Linked DNA regions of Homo sapiens: all the other regions are linked to region 3. A link is a loop called in an ENCODE intact Hi-C map of the cell type or tissue named here. Cell type or tissue: GM12878. All regions are shown on one strand.

Region 1 (8,000 bases), 93 kb before region 3:
TCTAGGACCCAGGTTCTTTTTTTAAAATTTATTTTATTTATTTTTAAACTTTTATTTTAGGTTCAAGAGTACATGTGAGGGTTTGTTATATAGGTAAACTCATGTTACAGGGGTTTGTTGTACAGATTATTTCATCACCCAGGTATTAAGCCTAGTATCCAATAGTTATCTTTTCTGCTCCTCTCTCTCCTCCCACCCTCCACCCACAAGTAGACCTCAGTGTCTGTTGTTTCCTTCTTTGTGTTCATAAGTTCTCATCATTTAGCTCCCATTTATAAGTGACAACATGTGGTATTTGGTTTTCTGTCTCTGGGTTAGTTTCCTAAGAATAATAGCCTCCAGCTCCATCCATGTTCCTGCAAAAGACATGATGTTATTCTTTCTTATGGCTGCATAGTGTTCCATAGTGTATATGCACCACATTTTCTTTATCCAATCTGTCATTGATGGGCTTTTAGGTTGATTCCATGTCTTTACTATTGCGAATAGTGCAGAGACCATGTTCTTAATCACCAGGTTCCCTCTCTGTTGCTTCACTCTGTGGAGATGGCACAGCCAGGATTTCAGCTTTGGCATCTTCTCTAAAAGCTGACTCTGCTATGTAACAGGTGTGAACTTGGCCAAGGTTCTTCATGTTTCTGCATCTTGGTTTCTTTCTGAGGCAACTGTCATATAGGGATAATATTATCCCTGTTACATATCCCACAGCATTGTAATGAGGGATTAATAACAGAGAAAGTGTATGAGAAGGTGGTGCATAGATTAGGAAGAGCAGTGAAGAATTACGTGTTTATAACACTTTTTGATTTACAATGTGTTTTACTCTTGCTACTTAATCTTTCTTCTAACTTTTTGAGCTAAGTCTTATCAATCCCAACTCAAATATGAAGAAACATACTCAAAGAGAAAAAATGACTTTCCTAAGGTCCAGGCAAACCAAGGTCTTCTGAATTCAAGCCTAAGACTCTTCTATAGGACCCTTTTAGCAGTTCATAGGCTTTTGCGGGGCATGGAGAATGTCATGTCTTTATCTTGTTTTGTTTTATCTTTAAATATCCCTGACCATGTAGCACAGTGACTTGAATATGAAAGAATTTAGTTGCTCTTGACTGAATGAATCCTGAGTGGATGGAGAAAAGACTTGATTAACCAGAAACTTGGAGAAATGAAAGTTCTGACTGAGTTTTATGATGACTCTAGAATCCTCTTGGAACAAAAGCATTGACATAGTATATCTAAATTGAAAATATATCTAAAACAGTTCACTCTTTTCCCCCTGGAAGAGACGTGTAGGGCATATAAGTGAATGTTTATTGGTTACCTAAGGATCTTACAATGTTGCCCTTTCATGGAATTACGGAATTTTGAAAACTAGAATGCATCTCAAAAGTAATCTGATCCAATTTTCTGCTCAGTGGATAGATTCCTTTGTCCCTATGAACCTCACTGGGTGGGTGAAAACCCAGGTCAACCCTCCCTCTCTATTATTTTTCACAATTAAAATCAGATAAACTGGATTCAGATACCAAATCATTTACAAGAAGCTTTTACAAGTAACCTCGAGGAAGTTCTTTAAGCACTCTATGCCTCGGTTTTCTGATTTGTAAAAAATACATTTTGATACTTTGGTTTTTTTTCTTAACTCTATACCTGGGATAATTTTCTATATCAATATATATAGAACTGCATAATTCTTTTAATACACACATGCACACACAATTAATTATTCCCCTACCAATATAGGTTTCTTATATTTTGCTATTGCATACATTTTATAAAATATTTTATAAAATATAAAAAATATTTTATAAAAATAAATATTGTCAGACAGAAAAAAGTACCTACTTCATATGTTGTTGTGACAAATTAATTCATATAAAGCACTTAGACCAGTGGCTTGGCCACAAGAAGCACTCTATAAATGCTAGCTAGTATTTTAATTTGTGTTAACTGAATAATTGAAATTGTTGGAAGAGGAAATAAAGGGAGAAAATACGTAACCTATTGAGCGAATTTATCAATTACAATTAGGCTTAGCTGTGAGTAGCAGCTTAAACCAGATAGAAGTTTATTTACACCTTATGTTCAAGAAGTTTGGAGGTGGTCAGTCCAGGGCTCCAATGGCTCTTCATGGTGTCAGAGGTAGAGGCATCTTTAATCTTAGCCGTCCATTATGTGTGACTTCTCTAGGTTATCTCATGGTCCCAGATGGCTGCTGGAGTGCTAACCATTATATCTATATTCCAGCCAATGGGCAGGAAAAAGGCAGGAGGAAAGGGCACAACCTGGCTTTTTAAACCAGTTCCAGCAAGTTATACACACCACTTCAATCACAAAGGCAAGGGCTAAGTTACATGGTCACACTTAAATGCAAACAAGGTTGAGAAATATGGTCTTTAATCTGGCATCCAGGCACCGCACAAAAAATCATGGATCTTAGTAGTGTGGAAGAGAGAGGGCATAGCTAGCTATTGGGGGATAATTAGTAATTACTGATGCAGGGGATTTACGGAATTTGGAGAAAGGCAGTCCTGCAACCTTTGCTTTGATAACAGGGAGTCTTTTGATCCAGGCGAAAAAGCGTTTTGGATTTGTGCCTCAGGGTGTTTTATTAGAACTACCTCCTTCTCCCAAAACCCTTGTTTCCTGCAGCCGTGGTCTAGCAGGCCCTGGTAGCAGGGTAGAGTCTTCCTACCTGCACAGTGGGGATGTGCGCCTCAGCTGCTCAGCCACTGGGCTGTCTGCAGTCATCTGAGATATGAGAGCTGCCTACCATGTGTGGCTTGTGGAATCAGCTTTTGTGACCTATGTCATCAAAGGTCAGCTTGATTCAATACTGAGTTCAGGTCAGACTTTGAGAGTTTTAGCTGCTTTTCTTCTAGAGAAAAAGCAAACAAAAAACCCCCGAAAACCATCCTGATAGGATTCACTAAGTCTCTTCTAACTATGTAATATGGACATGCTGGTTACTTAAAACATCTGGTAAACCACAGTCTTACTGATTGGGGCCCATCCGTATTCATTAGAGGTCCTCTTCTTATTCTGGATTCTATCTGCTCTCTCTTTTTCCATCCAATAAGTGATCACTACCTAAAGTAGTTCCACCTGCAGCAGGAATTTTCTCAGGGCATATGCAAATTAATTTTTGGAAATGGAAACAACCTTAGAAGCAGTTATTCTCCCTATGTGGAAGATTATATATTTCTCCCTCTCCTTCTTTCCCTTGATCCTTCTATTTGGAAATGCCAGGTAACATGGAGTAGGGTTGTTGGTCCCTCTGTGACCCATTTCCTCAGGCCAAGACCTCAGAGTGGACAGATGTGATCTGGGCTGAATGATGGCCTCAGTCAGACAAGGGTAGGACTGGGAGGGATTGCTGCAGTCCTTGCGGCTGGTGAGGGGACTTTTGTTTTTCAGGGGAGCTTTGTACATTTGTAGGAGGGTGTCTTCTGTCTGTGGTCAGATTGTGGATCCTCACCCTCTTCAAGGTCCTAGCAGCATCCCATTCTTCTAAACATTTCTTAATGTTAGAAATTAACTCCTCCAAAACCCCTTAGCACTTTTCTGGGGACTGGGCTACTAACAGATGAATGAGTCTCTACTAAATATGTCGACTTCACCACAAAGGGGGAAAATGTGATTTTTCGTATTATAATAAGACAAATTTTAGAACTTAAAAAAATCATTAAGGTTTGTGTCAACAACCTGGTGATTAACCCACATAAGACCCCACAGATAGTATGTTGCGGGAATGGGATTCAACTTCAGATTCTTTGCTGATCAGTGTCCCTGGCCCCATGGGGGATTTTAGAAAGGTAAACAGGGGCAATAGGGACAATTGGGGGCATACGGATCTTTCAGGGTAGGCCCTGTCCCTCCTCAGACTGGCTCTGCTCTTCTGGAGCTCAGGGAGTGGGCCACCAGGATAAGCTAAATATGTAAGGGTTTGGGTTCACAATTCAACTTGAATCTAGCTGGGAGGAAAGTCGACCAGGAAACAGAGAACCCTGGAGGTAAACCAGGTGCGAGTTTTTGTAGGAGAAATTGGAATAAGGCTGGGGCAACCTTTCCACTTCTTTCTTCTCCTCGACTCAACCTGAAAGTACGTCAAATAATGTGGTTTTGGCTCCGTTTAGCTTCTTTCAACCCGAAAGTCAAATCTTCTCTCCAAAGGAGGGAAGCCTGCATGAGCTGAAACTGAAAGAAGTTAACTCAAACCCCTGTGAACTGAAACTGTCAAATTTCACACAGCTCCAGTTCATTTTTCTCTTCTCCCTTCCACCCCCACATCCCAAGTCATATTCATTCAGGGAACAAGTCAGATTTTGATGTTTTTCCAATGGCCAGGCTCACAAAATAATCCAGACACCAAACTTGTAAGCTGGCTAAAAGCGGCAAGGAATGATTCTTGGCTTATCTCCCACTGGATTTTACTTACTGGGCTATTCAAGTGGATTATTTCATTCAAGGTAGAAAGCCCTCCACACGGAGGGCTGGACAAATTCCCAGCACACCCAAGCTATTAGAAGGCCTTTCAGGGATGACAAGAATATGTTAGCTTCATTTCTTCTCTCTCACAAGAGACTCTTCCCTCCCACGAAAAGACTGAAACAATAGATTTACCCAAAGATGGCCGCTCTGAGGGCCTGCCCTTGATGAGGTTAAAGGAAGTGGCTGAGACAAGTAGGATTCATCTAACACTGGAAAAGCCAGTGGGTGACTACAGAATGGGATTTGGAGGTTTCCATGGAAGGCTTGCCTCCAAAATGTCCCTCCCATAGCCTAAAATGTCTGCCTGCGAGGCATCAAAGGGAATCACCAACTCTGGGAAGTGAATTGAATGTAGAGAGCCTGCCGATTGCATGGACAATTCTGTTTCTCTTGGGTCACATGGGTAGAATCTAACAATAATTCTACTGGACAGAAAAGGGTGCAAGGTAGAAATTTCCTTTTGTCATTTGGATGGGTTTCTTTGGTTAAGAAACTCATACTTGGCTGGTCCCGGTGGCTCACGCCTGTAATCCCAGCACTTTGGGAGGCCGAGGTGGGTGGATCACAAGGTCAGGAGATCGAGACCTTCCTGGTTAACATGGTGAAACCCTGTCTCTACTAAAAAATACAAAAAATTAGCCAGGCGTGGTGGTGGGCACCTGTAGTCCCAGCTACTCAGGAGGCTGAGTCAGGAGAATGGCGTGAACCCAGAAGGTGGAGCTTGCAGTGAGCTGAGATCGCGGCACTGCACCCAGCCTGGGCAACAGAGTGAGACTACATCTCAATAAAAAAAAAAAAAAAAAGAAAGAAACTCATACTTTACTTGAATGCTCTGTTAATTCAGAGGGTAAGAGGAGGGGGTCTGAGGAGAGAAAGGGAATCAAATGGAATTAAAAAGAATATGTAATTGCATCTATTTTGCAAAAGTGCTTCCACATCTCAATTCATTTTCCCAATAAATGCCTACCAATGGCTGTTCTGAAACTCAGAGACAAGCCCAAGGTCGCCTGCTTAGGAAGTGACTGAGTTGGGAATAGAACTCTTATCTCTCTGACTCCAAAATCCACACTCCTTCTACAACCTCAATTCTCTCTTTCTAAAAGAAGGGTTTTTAAGGTCACCTTGGACAATCTGCCCATTTTATGGATGAGCAAGCTGAGGCCAGAAAGGTAAACATAGACGCATACAGCTATTGGCGTCAGAGCAGAAGACTATGTTTCTTGATTACTAGACTATGATTCTTTCAACTACTTTACCTTCTTGCAGTAAGGTGAATCAAAAGGCCCTCTGCAAAGGCCAATAAAAAATATCAGAGCATGCCAAATATGGTGGCTCATGCCTATAACCCCAGCATTTTGGGAGGCTGAGGTGGGAGGATGAGTTGAGGCCAGGAGTAAGAGACCAGCTTGGCCAACATAGTGAGACTCTATCTCCACAAAAAGTAGAAAAATTAACTGGGTGTGGTGGTGTGCCTGTAGTTCCCAGCTACTTGGGAGGCTGAAACTCGGGCCTAGAAGTTTGAGGCTGCAGTGAGCCATGATTGCAGCACCACTGCACACCAGCCTAGACCCCAACTCAAAAAAAAAAAAAATCACAGTATGGGTATGGAGTGTAGAGGAGAGTGATTTCATTTTAGACATTACTGAGGGGAAATTATATTAATTATACTTGAGGCTTCTTGCCACAAATTTTCATTATTATAAGCAGAATATTTTACTGCTGCAAAAATTAACCTAGCGTAATGCATGCTGGATTACTTTGTGAATAAGACTCTCTATAGGTATGAATTAAAAATACCGCAGTTCAGGTGATTCTAGTGTGTAGCCAGAGATATGAACCACTGCTAAAACTCTGTAAGTCTTTTATTAACTTCTTTGCCTTTAAACTCACCTTAAACTAAATGAAAGTATTTGAAATTAATTTAATTGTCATAATACAGGCTGTGAATTAAAATCCTGGCTTTGTCAGGTGCCATCTGCAGACTTTCAGTAGACTGGCTGGACTGCAGCTGGGTAGATATTTCTCCTTGGCTGTAACCCATGTTACACTTAATGCAGGCATAATTCACAGTGCATTATAGTAAGAGAGGAAATTCTACTATAAGCACCCTTCTGACCCTGAGATTATATGATTTAACATGTGTATATGTGCATTGTATCACATACCCAGATGTATTTAAACATAAAATATAGATACCTGCATACAACTTAACTGAAATGATTACAGGTTTTTTCTTTATTTCTTTTGCAGAGTCAATGATTTCCAAGAAATGTGGCATTATTTCTGGGGGAGATTTCTTGCCTCTTCCTCAGCCCTGGTGAAGATCTTGCTAGAAACAATACATCTTCTATGAAACACTCTCCACAGAACGTTTTGGAAATAAATCTTCCCTTTCACCACTGGAGCTGAAGTCAAACCGAGCAGTGCACAGAGGATTTGGAAGGATTGACACTCGAAGGAAGAAGGAAAAGTGTCCTGAAAGTAGAGTGTGTCGTGGAAGGGCCCGGGATAGAATTCTCTTCCGGTGTCCGTTCTGTGGCACTGCAAGGATGGGAGTTAAGGCGAAGAAGAATACAAGGCTTCCCCTTAATACATTGTTGGCTCACACCTTTCGTGCCCCTTTAGAGGAGAATCAGAATAGCATGAAAGGGGACATGGAGCTCTCCTTGCCTTACCCTCTCTGCTTTAAGGGTGAGCCGGCCAGAGCCAGTTGCACAATGTGTGTTCAAGAGAGACCACTTATTCCAACTCGTGACCAGTCAGAGGTGCAGTTCTAGGCCTGGTGAGCCTCCGAGGTGGGCTGGGCAGAAAGGGGAGCAGGATCTTCAATGGGGGAGGCCTCTGAGGCTCCCCAGCACTATCCGGCTGTGCACATCTGTTCTAATGAAGCCACTTGTTAGGGCTAGACATAGGGTGAAAGAGCCCCCTGGGGTGAAAGACGTCCTTTGTGAATTAAGACAAGATTATTATAAATGACGTTTGCTTTGTTTAATTAATTCAAAAGCCACCTTCCTTATCACTTTATTACATGGCGCCTGCTCTCCGGATGCCGCGGTCTCCAGAGCAGGCTTTTTCTCCCCTTTTTGCCTTGGCTCATGTTGCCTTTGTAGGTATGAATTTGTTTTCTTGTTTATTATATTGTTTTTCCCCCTGTTCTTATGTAAGTAAGATCCTTGTGGTCAGGATCTTTGTCTGTTTTGTTCAGAGAGGTAGCCCAGGCCTCTAGAACAGGGGTGCATAGTAGGTGCTCTGTCAATATTTGTGGATTCAAGAATGAATGAAAGCACTCACTGAGGCAGGGAAGATGCTAAGTGCTTTCCTCTACTCCTAAAAACATCCCCTCCAGGCAGGTTCTATTACTGTCCCCACTTTATACACAAAGAAACCTCGTGACGAATGTGATTGATTGACAGAAGCCATCTGAGCAGCTTTATGAGCTGGTCCCTCAGAGGTCATTGGCAAAGGTGCAAAGTCAGGCAGGCAGGCGGTTGCCCTCTCCCTCCTGTTTC
Region 2 (8,000 bases), 150 kb before region 3:
GCCTGGTCAAGATGGTGAAACCCCATCTCTACTAAAAATACAAAAATTAGCCTGGCATGGTGGCAGACACCTGTAATCCCAGCTACTCGGGAGGTTGAAGCAGGAGAATTGCTTGAACCCAGGCAGCAGAGGTTTCAGTGAGCCGAGATCATGCCACTGCACTCCAGCCTGGGCGATAGAGTGAGACTTCGTCTCAAAAAAAAAAAAAAAAAAAAAAAAAAATGGAGTCTCCTCTTAGAACTGCACATGAGGTTTAGAAATGCCACCTGGTCATCCCTGTTGGACATGGTTACCCTCTTTGGATCTGGGAGCTGAGGGTATCTGCTGTGAATGTTGTCCACGTGTACTTGGAGGGCATTCCCTGTCCTTATTCCTCTGGAGTTCCAAAGCAAAGTTTGTTTTCTGAATCCCCCTTCTCTACCACTCTCCTCTCCAAAACACACCCTCAGGGTACTCTTTCCCCTCCTTTTGACAGCTCATTTCAGGGACACACTGTGTACATGTACCTGCCCCTCATAAGGGCTCGTTGTTAGGGGCCTGCTCTCCTGGGCTGGGAGCTCTCACTATTTCCTGGTCACCCCGACGCTGAGCTTCCCTGCTATCTTCTCCCCTTTGGGGAGGACACACACATGGCCCCACGCAAATATTCTGTGCTGGTGGCCTCCTGGTTTTCCCCAAACACAGACTATAAAGACTGGAAGGAACCGCAGGCTCACCCAGTTCCACCTGCTCATTTGGGGAAACTGAGGGGTGCCAACTTACCTAAGGTAGAACTCACACATCTTTCCACCCATTTCACTTTATCCTGGTATAAACCTGAGCTGACTGCATTCTTGTTCTTTCCCCCTGTAAAGAAATAAAGTCCCATTTAGGTTTTCCCAAAGCACTGTCTCTGTACAGTTGGCTGTTTCCTGTGGACATTTTCATTTTCTCCTGTGTTTTTCTCTCTCTTTGCTGTGACTTACAAGACCATGAACACATAAGCACAGGACCCCAGAGGAAAAGTTCTCTCTTTCAGTGTGTGCCTCCAGGAGGAATGAGACTACCGGCAGTGATGTTTGACTGATGAGCACCATTGTGGTGCTTTACCACTAGCGGTCACAGAAACCTTGCAGAATGTGTCTAGGGAAGTGGATTTTGTAGGGTTGGCTAAATTTGTACCACCCACAGCACAATAGCAGCACTGTACAGAAAAGGTGGCTTTGAAACAGGTTCAGTTTTACATTACTGTGAGGTACAAAATCAGGTGAAGGACCATTTCTATAGCTTAAGAATTTATATTTTTCCTCTTAGACCTGAAACTTTATTCATCCTGGGTCTTCTACCTTTAAAAAATTGAGACATTATTTCTCCCCATTTTCTGGGAAGACAATCCACCCTCAAAATTAGCTGTAAGAAATAATGTGATCATCAACAAAGTAAAAAGGTAACTCTCAGAATGCGAGCAGATATGTATAAATCATGCATCTGATAAGGGATTAATATCCAGCATATATAAAGAACTAAAATTCAAAAACAAAGAGCCTAATTTAAAAATGGGCATTTCTGGGCCAAGTGTGGTGGCTCACACCTGTAATCCCAGCACTTTGGGAGGCTGAGGTGGGCGGATCATGAGGTCAGGAGATTGCAACAATCCTGGCTAATATGGTGAAACCCCGTCTCTATTAAATATACAAAAACAAAATTAGCTGTGCGTGGTGGTGGGCACCTGTAGTCCCAGCTACTCGGGAGGCTGAGGTGGGAGAATGGCATGAACCTGGGAGGTGGAGTTTGTAGTGAGCCGATATCGCACCACTGCACTCCAGCCTGGGTGACAGAGTGAGACTCAGTCTCAAAAAAAAAAAAAAAAAAAGGCATTTCTCCTAAGAAAATATACAAATAACCAATAAACACATGAAAAGAGGCTCAACATCACCAAACATTAGGGAAACGCAAATCAAAACCGTAATGAGGTAACACTCACACCAAATAGGATGGCTACTATCAAAACACCATAGCAAAAAGCAAGTATTAATGAGGATACACAGGATTTGGAACTCTTGTGCCCTGTTGGTGGGAATGTAAAATGGTACAGCTACTGTGGAAAACAGTATGATGATTCTTCAAAAAATTAAGAATAGAATTACCATAGGATTCAGCAATTTTGCATCTATAGGTTGGTGCAAAAGTAATTGCGATTGTTGCCATTAAAAGAAATAGCAAAATCCACGATTACTTTTGCACCAACCTAATAGGTCTATACCAAAAAGAATTGAAAGAAAGATCTCAAAGAGATATTTGTACACTTATGTTCATAGCAGCATTGTTCATGATAGCTAAAATGCAGACACAACCCAAGTGTTCCTCTACAGAAGAATGAATAAACAAAATGGTATGTACATTCAATGGAAAATTATTCAGCCTTAAAAAGGAAGGAAATTCTCACACAGGATACAACATGGATGAACCTTGAGGACATTATGCTAAGTTAAATAAGACAGTCACAAAAAGACAAATACTGTATGATTCCACTTATATGAGGTAATTATTTGAGTATAAAATTACTAGATCTAATCTAAATCTGCCAATTACTATTCAAAATAATAGAGATGGTGGTTGCCAGGGGATGGGGGCAATTGAGAGTTATTGTTTAATGGGTAAATAATTCCAATTTTACAAGATGGAAAAAGTTCTGAAGATGGGTGGTGGTGATATTTATACAACATTATGAATGAAGGTATTAAAACCACTGGAACTATACACCCTGAAAAATCTTTAAGAGGTTAAATTTTAAGTTATGTGTATTTTATCAAAATAAAAAATTGGAAACAATATTGTAAAGTTTTAATAATCTAAAGAAAATTCTTCCTTTAGGGTGTTATTCCCAAAAACGTGGTGTTGGTGTTCTAAATATCTAGGATATTATTTTTATAATTTTAAAACATGCAATCATACTGCTGGGACATGACTCTTTAAACAGCAGATCTTTGAGTGAATGTGAATGTGATAAACTCTGCTTTCTAGAGAATCCTTTTTAACCACTTAATGCCTCTTTTAGCTACTAGGTCTAAGAATCTATAGAGAGGGGATATGGCAGAGTGTAGAAATGACCCTAATTATTCATCCCTCCTGTATCTATGTCCTTCACCATACACATCTGTATTGCTGTCCAATGCTGTTTCTGAGCCTAATCATGGACCTGTTTTGGCCAACAAGGTAAAGTGTAAGTATCAGTTCCACATATAGAACTTCAGAGACTGTGTGTGTTTCCTTTTGCTGTCTTGTGTATCTGCCATTGCCATGACAACACGCTCAAGCTAGCCGGCTGGAGGAAGAGAAACTGAGCAGCAGAGCTGAGCCATCTCTGTTGCTCCAGTCAAAGCCAGTCTAGATCAGCCAACTGCCAGCCGACTCTCACACATATGAGTAAGCCCAGCCAAAATTAGCAGAGCCACTTAGCTGACCTCCAGCTGACCCTAGATGTTTACTGTTGCATGTCCCTGAGGTTTTTTTACTGCGAGGGAGCATTATTGTGGAAGTAGATGACTGATTTAGGGAATTGCCTCATATGCTTTTTTTTTTTTTTTAATCACTCCTTTTCCCCTTGTTTCAATCAACTTGTCACAAATACATCTGAACATTGTTAGGTGTCTACCCAATATCCACTCTCCTGCTTTTTCTTACTGCCAGAACCACATGCCCAGCTAAAAACCTACATTCTCTGGCTTCCTTTGTAGAAAGGAGTTGTCATGTGACATTCCTTTGGCCAATGAGAAGCAAGTGAAATATTGAGTAGTTCCTTGAAGGAGGATGGGGAGTCCTTTTGCCCTTCTCCTTCTTCCTTTCTGGAATAAAAATCTGATGCTGGAAAATATTATGGCCCCAAGGAGCCAGCACAAGCTGAGAATGATTGAGAGGAAAGCAGAAAGAGCTTGGGTCTCTGATGGTATGACTACAGTACCAGCCATGGGCTGCCTCCTTTTTCACTTCTAGCTACATGTGAAAAAAATAAGACTTCTCAACTAATTATGCCACTGTTTTTTTTTTTTTTTTTTTTAATTCTTTTACTTGCAGTTCATTGTAATTCATTTTCTTCTTTTTTTTATTTGTGACAGAGTCTCACTGTGATGCCCAGGCTGGATTGCAATGGTGCGGTCTCAGCTCACTGCAACCTCCGCCTCCTGGGTTCAAGGGATTCTCCTGTCTCAGCCTCCCGGGTAGCTGGGATTACAGGCATTTGCCACCACACCCAGTTAATTTTGTTTTTTTAGTAGAGATTAAGTTTCTCCATGTTGGTGAGGCTGGTCTTGAACTCCCGACCTCAGGTGATCCACCTGCCTTGGCCTCCCAAAGTGCTGGGATTACAGGTGTGAGCCACCATGCCTGGCCCATTGTAATTCTTAATACTACACTCTAGAGCCTATTTTATCCTTATTTGAAGAAACTGCTTAGAACAAATAAAGATATTTCACATAAAATATCATTGTGAATTACTATGCAAGTACATTAATCCATACATAAAAGAACAATGACTTCCATGCATTTATGTCGGTTTATATTTTTGAAAGTTTACAGTATTCCTAATAGATTCCCCTCAATACACATTTGATTAGTACCCCATGTCCATTCTGTATTGGGGGAAACTGAGGCAAGGAAAGGTTTAACTTTGTCCAAAGTAAAACAACCTGTTAGTCAAAGAGATTGGTGGGGGGGACTTGAAAATGGGTTATTCAGGATTCCTGAGGAAGGATTGGATGTGTGTCTCAATTAGACCTAACTATAATGATTGAACTTCTGTACTTTGGACTGTGACCAGCCTTTACTCAGCGAGACCAAAGACACTGAGTCTTTTTGACTCTGAATGGACCAACCAAGACAGAAAGTCACCACAGTCCAGGACAGTCTTGTTTATAGGAAGAGAGAAAAGGAATAAAGGGTAACTTGTTGCCTTTTGTGCCCACAAAATTGTCTGCTCTCTCCTTTCTGCTCTAAAGTGGAGTGAAGTCAATTGGTTATAAGTCTGTCTCCCCAGAGCTTTCTGGTGGCCTCCTCAAGAGCATGACTAGATGTTTTTGTTTATATATCCCTGGCAGACCAGTGGGTACAGTTGTGCAGGTTGGTCACTGCCCAAGGGTACCAGGCTGAGGAGTGAGTGAAATCCACACTTATCAAGCAGTAGGGCCAATGGGATTATTCTACATCAAGAGGAAGGGCTTTTTTTTCTAATTTGCACACAGGTCCTCTATGGTACAGCGGGAACCCTGGTCCTTGATGCCCAGAGCAGAGTACAAGAGGCTTATTTGACGGTGAATAACCTCTCAGATGACTGCTTCTTTTTTGAAGCTCAGTTTAATCAGGTTTTAGTAGCAATAAAGTGTTTCTCAGGTGGGAGCTGGTGAGTGTGACAGACACTTAAATTTTTTCTCGCAAGTTGCCACAGAATATTCACAGAAGTGAATCAGCAGTTTCAAAGTTAAGAGAAGAGAAAAATAATAAACAGCTACCATTTATTAAGCAATTATGTGTCAGATTTATACTTATTATCTCATATAATCCTTACAGCAAAACTGTAAGGTAGGTTCCATAATACCCCCATTTGAAATATAAGGAAATGGGTTCCAAACTGCTCAAAGTCATATAGGTGGCAAGTAACAAAGTTTGGATTTGAGCCCAGGCTTGTTTGATTTTAAGCTCTTTGTTCTTTGTCATGCATTTTCCTAAACTGTAAATTATTTGTCATTAGTGCAGGTGTAGCAAAGACACTGGTATTCACCAGTTGTTCCATTGACTCCCCTACATTTTTCACTCTTGCTTGTAATTATGTTGGGGCTATATGATTGGGTGCTTCCAATAGAATATAGGTGGGAATGATGTCCAACCACTCCCAGGCATGACATTTAATAAAATTCTTGGCAAACCATCACTCCTCTCTTCCTCTGCTACAATGACTCTGGAAACCAGATGTTCAGATGTTGGCATCTCCAGATGGGTGGAGTCTGGATCCCTGAATCACTGCATGGAGGAGAATTGCCCTGAGGAGCCACTCAATTTACACCTGACTTTACATGAATGAAAAATGAGTCTTGTATTTATTGAAGAATAATGTAGCCTAGCCTAACTGATATAGCAGAAGTAGTAAGAATACTTTTATATATTTATGTTATACAATTGTTTATACTGCACAGAATACTTTATTGATTCTCATAAAAATTATGAGAGATAAACAGGGATTATAAGCCCCATTTTATAGGAGAGGAAATCGAGGCTTAGAGAAGTGAAATGATTTTCTCAAGACCACACAGTTGGTAGGTGGTCAAACCAAGGTTAGGATCTTGGTATTTTTCCCACACTCTGCAATTTTATAACTTCCTAGCTTAATGTTATAAAAGCAAGCAGTAACCTCAGAGGGAATGAGGGTCCCACTGTATAGAGTTCTGCAGATTAAATTAAACACCTTGAAGGACTAAAAGGCTAGGTAGCCAGGACAGACAGGTGTAATACATTCCAATGGTTCATATTCTTAAGTCAACAAGATGTTGGCATCCTGTGGCTGCTCAGACTCCTGGGTGGTCCTGCAGGGGAGTCCTAAGCCTAGCTTTCCAGCAGTCCAGTAAGCAGATCTCCAACCTGAGTCATAGGCTTTGAATTAAAGATAAAAATGCACATGCTCTGGGTGAGAGCCCTCAGTCTCTCCAGGAGAATCAGGGGACTGTTTTTCCCTCTTCATACCCACACAACAATAATCATTTTACTTTTTACAGAATTCTTTACAGTGCACAAAATGTATCCCTCTCCATTATCTAATTTAATTCTCCAAAAACCTGATCATGCATTTTTGTGGTGAAACTCAGAAAGGTTGACTTACTGTAAGATAATAACAGTGATGCCTCTGATAATAAAATTTGCCATTTTTTAGACGTCTATTATCTCATTCAGTCCCATAACAGTCCTCCAAGGTTGGTATTACCACACCTTTTGTGCAATGAGGAACCTGAGGAATGAGAAGTTTAAAAACACGTCCAAGGATATTCAGTGAGGAGGGCTCTGAGTGGGCTTCATAAAACCCATGCTGTAATTCTTGACAAAAAACAAAAGGGACAGGCTGGAGTGTGGAAGCCCTCAGTTATCCCACCCCATACTGGGGACGTGCTACAAAAACCCAAGGGTCCACTTTATGCTCTGGAAACTTTGTTAGACACAATCAATTTAAAACTTCTTTAAATCTATCATAGTTTTTGATCTTACCTTTTTTCAGGGAAGGGGATCCACAGTTCTGGAAGATCCCTTTTGCAGGAAGTGGCTTCCATTTCATTGACCTCCAACGACAACTTCCTACTAAGAAGATGGTAGGAATCTCCTTGTTTAAAGGCCTTCGTCATAACTTTGTAAATGTTGACCTTGCCCACCTTCAGTGTCTGTTGCTGACTAAAATCTCCAAATCTTTTCTCTCTCTGGGTCAAGCTCCTATGTTCCTTCTTCCACAGCCTTGAGCTGCCAATGGTCTGAATGCAGCAAGGATCCAAGTCATGACTGTTTGTGTTCGTTGCTATCCTCCATTCCTTGATATGGTTGGGTCCTCTGCTGGCATCCTCCTCTGTAAAGCTCACGTTATTGGGACAGGAGACCATCTTTACATTGAGGGTTTCCCTGCGGGGTCTGCAGCTACCCAAATCCAGGACATCTTTCACTCTGTGCTCTGTGCATGTGCCCCCTTGGAGTAGGTAAGGCAGGACTGTTCTTAGACTAATTCATTCATTCAGAAACGTTTATGAAGCACTGGCCATATCTTAGACACTGTACTGGTCTCTGGGGATGGAGTGGTGAATAAGCCATGTCTGTCCTAATTGATGGGAAGGTGCCATCCACATGTGTGTCACTTGGGAAACTCAAGAGTCACTATCGACTTATTTTTCACCCTTAGTCCCCACATTGGAATCGAACATCAAGTATTACAAATTTTACCTTCTGAACATCCATTATACTCATCTCTACTCTGCATCCCAGCCAACACTCCCCTAGTT
Region 3 (8,000 bases):
TTTCCTAAAACTCTTCAAGGACAAGGAAATTATCATATATAGGTCCTTATTCTCACTACTTGTAGAACTTTGAGAACTTATCTAACTTCTTTAAGTCTTCATTTATTTGTGTATAAAACAGAGGGAATGACAACCACTTTATCCAATTTTTGGAAGACTCAGAAATAATCTAGGAAAAGTATCTAGTTGAGTGCCTGGCATACAGTAGGTGCTCAATAAACATTCATTGTCATTACTATTATTGTTGTTGCTGACATCATTGTTATTTTCCACAGTGCCTAGTATAGTGCTGAATATGTGATATCGACTGACTCTTTAATCCTGGATGATGAGGTTGTACAGGGCCCTGCAGTGTCCTTCATTGCTCTGAATATTTCTGCATGATCAGTTCACAGTCCAGGAAATCTGTTGAGGGAAACAAGTTGGAGGAGAATCACAAAGATCCAGTAGAAGTGCCATATCCAAGCCCCACAGCCTGAGCCAGGTAGAAATGAAAACTTTCTCACTGAATTCCCTAGACTGGCATGACCCCAGACCTTAGCTCAGACTACGTGAGGACTGTGATAAACTGGACTCTGAATAGTGGCTTTCATGAAGCAGCTCAGATAAAAATCTTACTATTCAATTTTTAAATTTACAACTTAGAAATTCTAGATTGGTTGACATTGGCTCAATACTTTAAACCAGCTGATGGAAAGAAAGATCTGTTATTGATTTACTGGCCTTCTTCTCCCCCACCCCTTTCCTCTGAGCACTGACTAAAACCTCTCCATAACAAGTACTGGGGGCCTCACAGTCTTCACAGCACTGACGGTGGGAGGAGGAGTGCAGGAAGGGAGGCATTTGCATCTCATTGCTGGCTTCAAGGTTGTGTCCCTTCTTCAAACATTTGCTGTTTGGGGATCCACCATTCTTCTCCATCCTGGGACAAGACCTAATCCAGCAGTAGGACCCCAAAACACGAATCAGGCCGGGCATGGTGGTCATGCCTGTAATCCCAGCACTTTGGGAGGCTGAGGTGGGTGGATCACTTGAGGTCAGGAGTTCGAGGCCAGCCTGGCCAACATGGTGAAACCCCGTCTCTACTAAAAATACCAAAAATTAGCTGGGCATGGTGGCAAATGCCTGTAGTCCCAGCTTCTCGGGCGGCTGAGGCAGGAGAATGGCTTGAACCTGGGAGGCGGAGGTTGCAGTGGGCCAAGATCACGTCACTGCTCTCTAGCCTGGGTGACAGAGCGAGACTCTGTCTCAAGCAACAACAACAACAACAACAAAAATAACAACAAAACGCGAATCAGCTAACCTGGATTCTGTTTGGGCTGGGCTCTCCCAACAGCTCCTCTTCTACCTCCGCAAGTTACGCATACCTTAGTGGAACCCTTCACCAGACAACCTTGGCAATGCCACCCACAGAAGGAAGGGTCTAGGGACTGGACTATTCCTATCAAGTAGTTAAGGTTATGGGGAGAAGGAGAGGCTGGTATAGTCTTTAATCCAAGGAGCCTCACACTTTGTCTGCTCTAAGGGGCTAAGACTAATAGAAGGCACAACAGAAAAATGACAATCATTAAATGAATAATAATTGAGTGCCACACACCACGCTTCGTACTTGGCCTGTGTTATTTATTTTTCATAACAGTCCTGGATATTGGAACTCACTATCCTGAACAAATTAGGCTGAGAGAGCCAGAGCAGCTTACCCAATATCATGTGGCTGGTAAGTGGCACAGATGAGCAGAGCTTTCTCCTATGCTTCATGAGCTCTCGTAGGAATGTACTTCTTGGGCTTCCTCGCCTCACTCGGGATTTACAGATCACAGGACAAATTGTGCTCAGAAGGACCTGGTAGAAGAACACTGCCCTGTGACGTAGAGGCCTGGGCTCTAATCCTGCTTCTGCTGGTATGAACTCTTTCACTTTGTACAAGTCAAACAAATATTGTGGGTCTCATCCGTAAATTGAGGGAGTGGAATGTAAACATCTCTGGAAGGTTTGTTCCAGCTCTGTGATTCTACGAACTAATATCTAAATACATTTACAGGAATAACAAAAACTTCTCCCCCATCCTAAACTCAGTTATCCAGCAGCCCTATTCATACGGAATATTGGGAAGAACTAGATTATAAGCAAAACTGCTGTCACAAAATCCACAAACATGAAGTCATGCCCTTTTGTAGAATTAGGCCCTTTCTCTAAGCCTGTTTATTCATACTTTTCAAATTACTCTAAGAAGTTTCTTCCACTCGGCCAGGCACGGTGGCTCACTCCTGTAATCCCAGCACTTTGGGAGGCCAAGGCGGGCGGATCACGAGGTCAGGAGATCAAGACCATCCTGGCTAACAAGGTGAAACCCCGTCTCTACTAAAAATACAAAAAATTAGCCAGCCGTGGTGGCGGGCAACTGTAGTCCCAGCTACTTGGGAGGCTGAGGCAGGAGACTGGAGTGAACCCGGGAGGCGGAGCTTGCAGTGAGCCGAGATAGCGCCACTGCACTCCAGCCTGGGCGACAGAGCGAGACTCCGTCTCAAAAAAAAAAAAGTTTCTTACACTCAAAATGTATATGACAAATTAGAAAAGGCATGAGGAGAAGCTGACATAAACAGGAACAAACAGAAAAATGAAGGAGGAGGAATCATTTTAAAAATACCTAAGGAAGAAAACAGGTGCAGGGCCAGTAAGTATAAGGAAAAAACCTCCAATCATTTCAATAGACCCTTAGGGAATCTTTGCATCATTAAAAACAAGACAAGCATATGATGATGTTCACATGGATACATTTGAATCACCAAGGAAAGATTAATCAATGTGGGTAAACTCTGTTTAGGAAGGAAGGAAGTTGTATATTCCGTTTTAGAATGTTTTCCATTTATTATAGTTAATATTTTTCCTTTTCAAGTTTTGATACCTTACTGGGTAGACTCTGAACTCTAGAAAACCCTGAAGTTTTGGTTAACTATTGCTGCATAACAAAGCACTCCAAAATATTGTGGCTTATAACAACAAATATTTTACTGTCTCATGATGCTATGGGTTAAATGGGCTCAGCTGGGAGATTCTTCTGCCCCACAGAATGTTGGATGAGGCTAAAGTCATCTGGGGGCTTAATTGAACTGGAACATCTTGAAAGCGTTTCCTCACATGGCTGGTGGTTGATGGTGACTGTTGTCTGGGAGCCCTCCTGGGGCTGCACCCAGAGTACCTGCACATGGCCTCTCCATGGATAGCAGCTGGGTTCTGAGAAGAGCAGTCCCAAGAGTGAGAATTCCAAGCGGAAAAGAGAGGAAATTGCCAGTCCCCTAAAAGGCTGGGCCTGGATTTGGCACAGCAATACTCTGGCCATATTTGATAAGCAGCTGCAGGACAAACCAGGTGAAGGGAGGGGAAATAAATTTGAGCTCTCAGTGGGGAAAGTGACAACGAACTTGTGGCTGTATTTAATCTACCACACCTGGTCTCCAGAACAACTTTTTTCTGAGGAGCTTGGAGGACTGAGTTTTTACTGTGCTTCATTTTCATGTTGTACTTTTGTGTTTTTCAAAACACTTTGGGAAATATGTTATTTGATTCTCTTTTTTTAAACACAGAAGCTGGAGAGATTCTTTTAAAACCCCAGGCAGGTTATGTCACTCCTCTGCTCAACACTCTCCAGTGGCTCCTGTCTCAGAGAAGCCCAAAGCCTTGCAAGGCCTACCCTATTCAATTCCACGTCCTTCTGAATCCAGTCTGCATCCCTCCCAGTTGCTCTGCTTCAGCCACTCTGGCCTCAGGGCCTTTGCACTGGCTACTCCACTACCTGGATTACTCTTTCCCCAGTGATCTCTCAGCTCACCTTCTTACCTCCTTTGAGCCTATATCTCAATGGCACCCTCTTAGAGACACCCCTTTTTTTTCCTCAGCACTCCTCCTAACCCTTCTAGGCTTTGCTTTTTGCCAAAGCCCTTAGAAATCCCATATGTTTTGTTTATTCATTTATTTATCTGCTTCTCCCAGTGGAACTCCAGGGAGAGGGAGACTTTCGCTGTTTTGTTTACTACTGCACCCCCGGGGACTAAAACAGTGCCTGGTCCTTAGTGATGATTCATATGTGTTTGAATGAGATATTGAATAAAAGAATGAGTTCTCATTATATATTAGTATTTATGAGTCATGGTAAGTGCTGTGTTCTTGGCTTTACGGATGAAGAAACAGAGTCCCAGAAGATTTTGTGACTTGTCTGAGGTCACGCAGCTTGTGGTAGAGCCAGCTTTAGAACCCAGGGGCTATGACCTGCAGCCTCAGGTCTTTTGGGCAACCACTTCCTGCATTTCCATGCAGCTATTTCCAGGCAGGCACATACCCGGCTCTGACACGGACTCTGGACAGGCTCAATATGCAGATACACAGTCTTTCCCCGAAGTGAGAAGAGGGTACCACACTGCTGCTGTCATTTCCTGGACAGAGAAATGTGCATCTTGCCCGCTGGGTTCAGAGCAATAGTAATTACGAGAGTCTGGAGGGAAGTGAGAAAAGGTATCAGGGGCATTTAACAACCTTCACTGACCTGCAAATTATTATTTACAGTAACACAGAGCATTTCCTCTTCAGAGGCAAAGATGTAGAACATATCATATATGTGTCTTTCTTTTTTTCTTTCTTACTTTTTTTTTTTTTTTTTTTTAAAGAAGACTGACTTCTCACAGTGCTCTCCGGAAGCAGACAGAGAAGAGAAAGGGTTATTGGGCAGGTCAGAACGGACTTACCCTTAGGAGATGAAAGGAATGAATCTTCACTGTACTTTCTTAAATTCCTCCAGGAACTCTATGAAGATGATATTGGAAAACCTGAGAATCTCACTGTAAACTTTTGAGAGGCTGGGTCGGGTTTTATTTAACATGCATCTCCTGTTGATTCGGCACACTGCTTTGCAACAGCAGGTCTGGAGAAGTGTGTTCAGATTGACTGCCTGGGCTGGGAGGGGCTTTGGTTCTCATCTCTTCCAATCTCGTCCCCAGGATGTAGACCATCTGCTCATTCCTAGACTGCAGCTGCCAAACCAAAAACACGTCCACTGACTGGTAGCTCATTACCTATCACAGCAGCCCTTCTTTTTATACTGCTTATGTTGAACTACTGTCTTCTTCCTACAAGCTCCACCCTTCAGGTCTAGTTCTTTCTTCTGGATTGACAGAGGATAAATCTACTATGTTAGTAACAGATAAGCTTTCTTACATGAAATAGAGCAAGTTCTCCTTATCTCACTGGCTCTAAAAAGCAGAACTTGGCACCTAGCAGTCTGTGAAAGCAGGAGTTCCCTGAGAGTCCTCCCACAGTGTGTGTGTGTGTGTGTGTGTGTGTGTGTGTGTGTGTGTTTCTGCGTGGGGAGTGTGTTTCTAATGTGGTGGTGCAGAGTTTGACATTGGAGTCAAGCTTCTTGGGCTCATTTCCAGGCTCTATCACACAGCCCTGTGACTTGGATATGACACTTAGCCTCTCTGTGTCTCAGTTTCTTAAGCTGTAAAATGGGAAGAATAATAGTGACAACCTGATGGGATTGTTGTGATAATTAAATGTGCAAATGCCGTGAAGCATTAGTAGAGTGCCAACCTAGCATATACTGTGTGCCAATGATGCAGTGTCTTTGGGAGGATGTTCTGCTTCTCATGGGTTATAACAAGCAGAAGAAAGCCGTGGATCTGGGGGAATTGTCCCTTGTCCCTGGTGCCTTCTCCTTCAGTGCTTCTCTGTTTTCCTCCCTCTTTCTCCTCCCCTATCTGTTCCCAGGCCGTTCTCCAGTGGTCTAGTCCCAGTATACTGTTCTCTAAGCTGTACAGCTGCTTTTTCTATGCCTGGGGACACTTAGACTTTTTCACAGGGAACCAGGGAGATCCACAATTCTTCCAGGTGCAAAGGAGTGACTCTAAGGGTGACCTCTCAGTGTGGTGAGTGGGAAACAGGTATTCAGGGAACTGAAAGTAAAACCCTTCCCAGTACCCCTCACCCCACAACCACAAACACTCACCTACTTGGACCATTGATTGTGTGTGTCCATGAAGTCACATCTTCCTGCCACATGTTTTAAACTTGACATTTTCTACCTCGCTAAGTTGTGACAAATCCTTTGATATGGCCGAGAATGAATTGCTTTAAATTTAGTCGGAATTCGTGATACATCACATGAAATGAGAAGAAAGACAACCTGATCAACAAATGATATTAATGTTCCAAATTTTGGATGGGTTTAAAACTAAACATAAAGAGAGGAAACTGACAGTTTTTGTTTGTTTGTTTTTTGTTTTGTTTTTTTGAGACAGGGTCTCGCTCTGTTTCCCAGTCTGGAGTGCAGTAGCAAGATCTCTGATTACTGCAGCCTTGATCACCCAGACTCAAACCATCCACCCACTTCAGCCTCCCAAGTAGCTGGGACTACAGGCCTGTGCCACTATGCCCAGCTAATTTTTCTACTTTTAGTAGAGATGGGATTTCTCCAGGTTGTCTAGGCTGGTCTCGAATTCCTGGGCTCAAGCCACCTTGGCTTCTCAACATGCTGGAATTATAGGCATGAGCCACTACGCCTGGCTGAAACTGACATTTTTGAGGGCCTGTTTTGTACCAGGCCCTGTGCTATGTGATTAGCGTAACCCAGGGAGGGGTAGTAGTTGTATTCTCCCTATTTTCAAAGATGAACAGTGAGCTGCTCAAGGTTCACAGCAGTCACTTGAGCATTCCAACCCTAGTCAGTCTGCATCCAAAAGCAGAAGGTTTTGGGTTGTGCAGGCGGAATTTGAAGCCAATGATCAGGAGACTTGGTTTCTAATCACACAACAGGGCTGGGCTACTATTTCTTTCTTTCTTTTCTCTCTCTTTTGAGATGGAGTTTCACTCTTGTTGCCCAGGCTGGAGTGCAATGGCATGATCTCGGCTCATCGCAACCTCCGTCTCCTGGGTTCAAGTGATTCTCCTGCCTCAGCCTCCTAAGTAGCTGGTATTGCAGGCATGTGCCACCACACCCAGCTAATTTTGTATTTTTAGTAGAGACGGGGTTTCTCCATGTTGGTCAGGTTGGTCTTGAATTCCCAACCTCAGGTGATCCGCCCACCTCGGCCTCCCAAAGTGCTGGGATTATAGGCATGAGCCACCGCGCCCGGCCTACTATTTCTTCACATATAAAATGAGAATGGGAATGATAATATCCACCTCACATTCCTCCTGGGGTAGGTGAAGTTGCTTTTTAATCATTTACCTTAATTTATTTATAACAGTAATGCATACACATGAACAAAATGTGGCAAGGGCTGTTGGAGAGTATGTCTCTCTGCCCCAGCTCTGAGCTCATGCCCTGGATGTACACTCCTTGACCATGTCTTTTTACTTCTGGTAATTCCCACCACAACCTTAGATAATTCCTTTATAATCTATTTCTTGAAATTGTCCTATTTAAACTGTATCCACTCCCCCTACTATGACAGGGATTTTTAGCAACTTTACACTGTCTCATGTCTTCCATGGATTTTTGTACACACTGCTATTATCCTCATTCATTCTTGTGGCTACTTTTATAGGTATTAAACAACCTACTTAAATCTTCACTTTGGGATTTGTTAACTGTTAGGAGGAATCTATTGGCTTGTGATGGGAATGGAGGTGCTGCTAGGGCTGAGAACATCTGTTTGGTTCCTCCATACCTCACTGGGCCTGGAACCGTCCTGACACAGGCAGGCGCTGGAATATCCGACAACAGCACACCCGCACTCCCCGGCCCTCACCACCTTCCCACCTCCCTTTTCTGAGCTGTAACATTTCCTTCTGCCTTTACTTCTGGTGTATACAATTTATATTCTAGGTCCCCCAAGTTTTGTCTGTAGGCTAATTTGGAAAACAGAAAAGCAATACATGAATGTGAAGTATTCTGTTTATGAAAATTTTATATGCTGCCAAACCAAGTAGTATGACCAAATCCATATCATTGAACAGGGAACAGTGAGGGGAAGAATGTTCCCAAAGCCAAGACAAAATGGATACTC

Evidence for each region. Hi-C counts contacts between places; a loop is a spot of excess contacts. Peaks named below come from ENCODE experiments on the same cell type or tissue, not always from the same donor. Only the 100,000 strongest peaks of a DNase experiment are listed, where the experiment ranks them.
Region 1: it touches region 3 in a loop (5-fold over the local background); 2 of 110 quality-filtered maps call a loop at or near these places.
Region 2: a loop joins it to region 3, with 2.8 times the contacts of the local background. A loop is called at or near these places in 2 of 110 quality-filtered maps.

What each region holds. Positions count from the first base shown.
Region 1 is chr6:45,733,596-45,741,595 of GRCh38, forward strand. No RefSeq gene overlaps it. Among named protein-coding and RNA genes, the nearest start is that of RUNX2-AS1, 160 kb to the left of the region's middle. In GM12878, no CTCF peak of the experiment used is centred here; a DNase peak (open chromatin) is centred at 4,176; H3K27ac peaks cover 980 bases.
Region 2 is chr6:45,678,716-45,686,715 of GRCh38, forward strand. No RefSeq gene overlaps it. Among named protein-coding and RNA genes, the nearest start is that of RUNX2-AS1, 110 kb to the left of the region's middle. RefSeq lists an enhancer at 3,167-3,216. In GM12878, no CTCF peak of the experiment used is centred here; a DNase peak (open chromatin) is centred at 3,336.
Region 3 is chr6:45,826,308-45,834,307 of GRCh38, forward strand. No RefSeq gene overlaps it. Among named protein-coding and RNA genes, the nearest start is that of CLIC5, 190 kb to the right of the region's middle. In GM12878, no CTCF peak of the experiment used is centred here; a DNase peak (open chromatin) is centred at 4,424; H3K4me3 peaks cover 322 bases; H3K27ac peaks cover 377 bases.